Linked DNA regions of Homo sapiens: region 2 is linked to region 1. Evidence: chromatin contacts called from ENCODE Hi-C or POLR2A ChIA-PET data. All regions are on one chromosome and are shown on one strand. Each heading gives the region's core, a stretch centred on a gene start or an enhancer-like site at or near the end of the contact. The rest is flanking DNA. Distances are from core to core; before and after follow the strand shown.

Region 1 (2,700 bases), core at 127-2,626:
ATTCAGCAGTAAAAAGGAATGAAAGACCAGGCGCAGTGGCTCATGCCCAACATTTTGGGAGGCTGAGGCGGGAGTGTCACATGAGGCCAGGAGTTCAAGAACAGCCTGGGCAACAAAGTGAGACCCCTGTCTCTACCAAAAAAAAAAAAAAAAAAAAAAAGGAATGAAGTACTGATACATTCTATTCTATAACATGGATGAACCTTGAAAAACTTCACGCTAAGTGAATAAAGCTAGACACAAAAGGACACGTGTTGTATGATTCCAAAAGGATATGAAATGCTCAGAAAGACATATCTACAGAGACAAAAAGTGGTTGTTGAGGACTTGGGATGGCACAAGGGACTGAGGGAAAATGGGTATGTGGTTTATTTTCAGGGCCATGGAAACGATTAAAAATAAAATTGTGATGGTTACAGGATTCTGTAAATATAGTAATAATAACCGAATTGTACACTTAAAATGAGTGAATTTCATAGAGTAAAGTATCCCTCAATAAAGCTTTAAGAAAACACGTGATGACTAAATGAAACATAAGATCCTAGGTTGGGAGGAAAGCTTGGTAAAAAGGACATTACTGGGACAACAGGCGAAATGTGACTTTTAAGTTAGTTGTATTTTAGATCCTAGTATCATGTCCATGTTAAACTTCCTGAATTTGACTAATGGACCATGGTTATGTAAGAGAATGTCCTTGTTCTTAGTAATTATGTACTGGAGCAGTATTTAGGGGTGAAAGTTACATATGGCATGTTTGCAGTGACATCTCAAATGCTTCTAAGGGAAAAATCGGTTTTTAAGAGAAAGCAAAATTTGGTGGAATGTTATTAGTGATGAGTCTGGGTGAATGGTACACGGGAGAATTTTGTTTTGTATTATTGTTGTAACTCTTCTTTAAGATTGAAATCACTTCAAAATAACTTACAACTCTTAAAGAATCCACACATTTAAAAAATTATTGTTGGGACCTTGAATAAATCTATAGACCCTGAATGGAGAAAAAGCCCTGAGCTAGTTGTGAACAGAGTTCCTAGAGAGGGTGCCCCTGCTCATCATGTCTGTTGCACCCCAAAGAGAAGACAAAGACACAGCCAGAGGGTAGGGTGAGAGCATGTGTCTGTATATGCCATAGCTTGCATTCATTCAGTCATTTACCCAACAAATATTTCCTGGGTGCCATCATGTGCAAGGGTAATCAGCTGTGAAGCAGAGATGATCAAATCCCTGCCCTCAGGTGTTGAGATGCAGCTGGGGGCCGGGGGAGCGCTCTGCAGGAGGGGGAAGCCGATGTGGAAACCCCTCAGCTACACCCAGGCCCCAGCCTCCCACCAGATCTGGAGCCTTGGAGGGCAGGGATTTGTGTCTGAATCACCTCTGTGCACTCTCCCCGCCTCCCTCCTCCCTCTCCTTGGATTATAAGGAAGTCAAACTGTCTCCACACAGCAAAGAGCTTTTGACCGCTGGGGCCCACAGGCTTCGAAAGGCCCAGAGCAGGGACAGGGCATCTATGCAGGGCCACTTTCCACCAGCAAAGCTCAGAACGGAATCAGCAAGAGTAGGTGGGAGGGAGGGTGGCTGGGGGCTGTCCAGGTGAGGGGCTGCAGGGATGGAGGGAAGCATTATCAAGGGGGGAGGCTAATTCACCTCCCACCAAAAACCCAGCATCGGGCCAGCCACAGTGCTGGCCACGCAAATATCCACGAGGTAGCCTCCACCTCCACCAGTAAGCCCTTGACTCCTGGGAGCTGCTCAGGGACTCCAGCTCCTGGAGGTTACACGGATTCCCAAGCTGGGAACCCCTGAATTATTTTAGGGGATCTCTCATCCCGTATGTGCAGCCAACACTGCTGGTAGACCAAACAAATACTATGTTTCACACGTGAACATCTTTCAAACCAAAATAGAAGCTGCTTTGATAAATAAAATTCACAGACTCCAAAGTTATCTAAAAATTGGTTCTTAACAGCTTCCTGTCATCCTGTAGTTTTTCAATCTTGGATATTAACCCTTGTGTGTGGGGTTAATATGGCATGGGGGCAGGGGGTGTCTCATAATTTCTGATGATAAACAGGTCTCTTCCCTTTACTTGAAAAGCCCGGGAGTGCAAATGGAGTTCCCATACTTCACGGTGTGGGGGAAGGATCAGAGGATGAGGCCTGTACTGCTGGACCTCGGGTGGAGACCGCAGCCCAGGGCTCCCTGCTCTGCAGGGCTCTGGAAGATGAGGGGATCTGGGGGCCCAGAGCCAGGCACCCCAGTGTTACTGGCCTGCCTGCCCCCAGCAGACCAGCAGTCCTCCAAGGCAGCAGCTGGGCCAAGGCTGAGTCTCTCAGGAGTCCTGGGCAGTCAGCACGTAGCTGGGTGACCACGGAGGCAGGCAGGCAGGAGGCGCCTGGACAAGGGGGCTGACATTCACAGCAGGCTGGGCTGGCTGAGGGCTTTGAGCCCAGCTCTCCACCTGCTAGCTGTGTGGCCACTGAGCACTCAGGATGTGGCTGGGGTGATGGAGACTGAGTTTTTCATTTTGTGAATTTTAATCAGTGAACATTTAAATAGCCACCTATAGCTGGTGGCTACTGCTCTGGGCAGCCTGGCTCTGGAGGCTTCGTAGGGACGGGGAATGGAAATGGCCCTGAAGGTGAGCCAGCCAGCTTAGCTCCCCCTCCCTTCTCAGCAAGGATTTGAGGGTCCCCCTTGCAG
Region 2 (2,700 bases), core at 99-2,598, 3.5 Mb after region 1:
CTACAAGGGTTCCAGCACATGAGTTGCTGGAAACTGGGGTGACCACTGACAGAGATTGAGCCAGACTTTTTTTTTAAAAAAGTACTTCTTGTTTGTTTGTTTTAAGCCCCCGAAGAAACTCACTGACACCACCCAGCGTCCCTAGGGATCACCCATAACCACACAGGGCAGCTGAGGGCAAGCACAGAGTCACAGACAGACAGCAGGGAGCGTGCCTGGTTCTACAACCTTGGCCTCCACGCGGTTCTTGCTGCCAAAGGCAGCGACACCGGAGGTGAAGGGCACCAGCCCTGGCCTAGGACTGGGGTGCGCGTGCCTGACAACGGGGCTTCCCGAAATACACAACCACCTCCTCCTCGCCCAGACCCATATCCATCCTGGCGTCCCTTGAGTCTAGAGAAGTGGGTTAAGACAAGGGAAGAAAATCCCTTACAGAAGAGGAGATCCCCGTTTTCAGTGCTGGGGACTCTCGGCACCCGCGTCCCTGTGCTTCTGGTGGTTCCGGCGCTTCCTCGGAGCGCGCGGCATGTCTGCTCCTACACGTCCAGCACCTCTGTCCCCAGAGCAAACCCACCTCCCAGGGCACACGCAGAGGGGCAGTCAGGCACCGCCTCCACCCTGCCCCACCCAGGCCGCGCGCACCCCGGAAACCTGGACTCCGCGACCAGCTCCCTCCTGTTCTTTTCCGAGGACCCCAGCGGCAGTGTGTCCTGGACCCACCTGTAGCCTCCAAGCTCCCCCACCTCTGCGTCCTTCCTAGGCGCTTCTGAGCCTGCAGAGCCTACGACCCCCAACAGGCTGCTCCGAAGTGCCTCTCCCTACATCGCTCCAGGAATGACTCCCCTACACCCGTTCCCCGCAAAAAAAAGTTGGCCCAAGATCCAGGCGTCCCAAGGATCAGCCCAGGTCCCCATCCGACGCGGGCCAGGGGGTGCTGCTCTGGCAGCTCCGGAGCCCCGGCAAAGAGCAACCTGCAGGGAGGCGCCACGCGCGGTTCCCACTACCCGCCAGAGACCCGGTCCATGGGGCCAAACGGAGGGGCCTGTGCCGGTCGACACCCCAAGCCCTGTCGCGCCCCCCCCGCCGCCTACCGTATGGGACCGGCGGAGGAGAAGGCGCGGTCGCGGGCTCCCTGAGGCAGCGTGTTCCGTCCCGGGAGGAAAGTTTGTGCCATACAGAGGAGGCGGCGCGGGGAGGACTTGGGCGCCGGTGGGTGGAGGCGTGGGCGGTGGCGCCGCGTGGTCGTGTGTCTGTCCCTCCGGCGATCGGTGCGTCTGTCCCTCGCCGGAGCCCGCGGCCGCCGCGCTCTCGCTCGCTGCGCCCAGCGCCCGGCGCGCTCCGGCTCCAGCCCCGACGCGCCCCCGCCGCCGCCGCCGCGCGTCCGCCGGCTACACTTCCTCTTCCTCTGAACTCATGTGCAAAATATGCTACGCTGCATCTTCAGGGAAAGCCTCGCGGCCCCTGACAGCAGCCGCTGGAGCGGTGGGCCCGCCCAGCTCTCCCCGCGCCCCCTCGGAGTTCCGCCCGGTCACCTCCACGCGGCCGAGCTGCAAGCGACCCTGGCAGCCTCAGAACCCAGGGGTCAGGGGCTCATCGATCCTCCCTCCCAGCCCCTCCTAATCAAGGTTGTGTGCTGTCAGGAAGAGCGCCTGGGAGACAAGGATCCTTCAAGATTTGAGCCAGGATGCTGAAAGGGCGACTGCCATCAAGGTGCTGATGGCTGGGGGTGGGGTTGGGGCCGACTTGAGAGAGGACCATTTCTCGACCCCATTCCACAGGTGGGAGCATCCCTAAACATCTCAGGTGCTGCTGAAATTCTCTCTTGCGAGTTAGTGCTTCAGGGAAGGGTAATGCCACTGTCTCCGTTGCCATCCCTTGGTCTACCTACTTAAGATGTCCAGAGGTTTGAGAAGATCTGGAGAATCACCTTGCGTGGCAACTTGAGGCACCCAGGGAGAAAATTATATAAAGAGTGAAGCACTAGTAAACCAGGCTGCATTAGTAAAGTGAAGATGTGAGGCAAGGAGCCATTAGAAAATATTTTCTTCGTAAAACTAAACCAAGCAGAATTACAGTGTAGGGGTTAAGAGGGGGAACTTTAAAGTCAAATAATCAGGGTTGGATTCCTGGCTTTAGTACTTACTGGCTGTGTGACTTTGGGTAAGTGACTTAACTGCTCTGCGCCTATTTGTCACATGGCACTTCTTCGTGGGTTATTATATGTAAAGTGTTTAGCAACCACTCTATAACTTAGCTATTATCATTATTTTAAGGGGGCTAGAACAAGAAGGGTGAGATAATTTAATTAATTATCTCCATTTTCTAATTGGGCAAAGAAGACCCTGTGTGGGCAAAGTTAAGCACTGGAGCACACAGGGTGGAGGGCTGGTTTAGGGGCCCAGCAGTGTTTCGATGAGGTCCTTCTGGCACTAATAACACTCCTCCAGCAAGTAAGGAAGCACTATTTTGTTTTCAGGGACTCTTCCTGTTACCACAGCTTCTCAGAGATTTTCTTCCTTATTTTCTCTTTCCATAGCCTTTCTAGTTCTGTTTTGCTCCCCCTCCCTCACCACTGTTTTGTTTTTATTTGTTTTTCTCCTTTCCCTTTCCACCCCACCTTTTCCTGGTGTCACACTCACCACCACTATCCCCAGTGTCCCCCATTTCCCCCCTACACTTGAGCTTGCCACATGAAAGAAA

The links. A loop is a pair of places that touch in the nucleus more often than their neighbours do. ChIA-PET counts read pairs that join two places held with the same protein, here RNA polymerase II (POLR2A). Pooled maps may share reads with other maps.
Region 2: a map with no recorded cell type shows a loop between it and region 1 (13-fold over the local background). The contact joins the promoter of RFTN1 here to the enhancer-like site in region 1. A Hi-C loop is called at or near these places in 9 of 37 single-sample maps with no recorded cell type and 6 of 50 pooled maps. POLR2A ChIA-PET finds 5 or more read pairs at or near these places in 1 of 52 experiments (activated B cell).

The regions. Positions count from the first base shown.
Region 1 is chr3:13,003,140-13,005,839 of GRCh38, forward strand. All of the region lies in intron 1 of IQSEC1 (IQ motif and Sec7 domain ArfGEF 1), which reads right to left. Among named protein-coding and RNA genes, the nearest start is that of IQSEC1, 69 kb to the right of the region's middle. Within about 2 kb of position 1,377, at least 7 of the 41 ENCODE cell types and tissues checked have a DNase peak (open chromatin) inside an H3K27ac peak, as active enhancers do.
Region 2 is chr3:16,512,351-16,515,050 of GRCh38, forward strand. It overlaps RFTN1 (raftlin, lipid raft linker 1), which reads right to left and starts at 1,349. Exons shown (of 10, transcript NM_015150.2): 1 at 1,092-1,349. RefSeq lists enhancers at 1-198, 749-828 and silencers at 1,119-1,478, 1,509-1,578.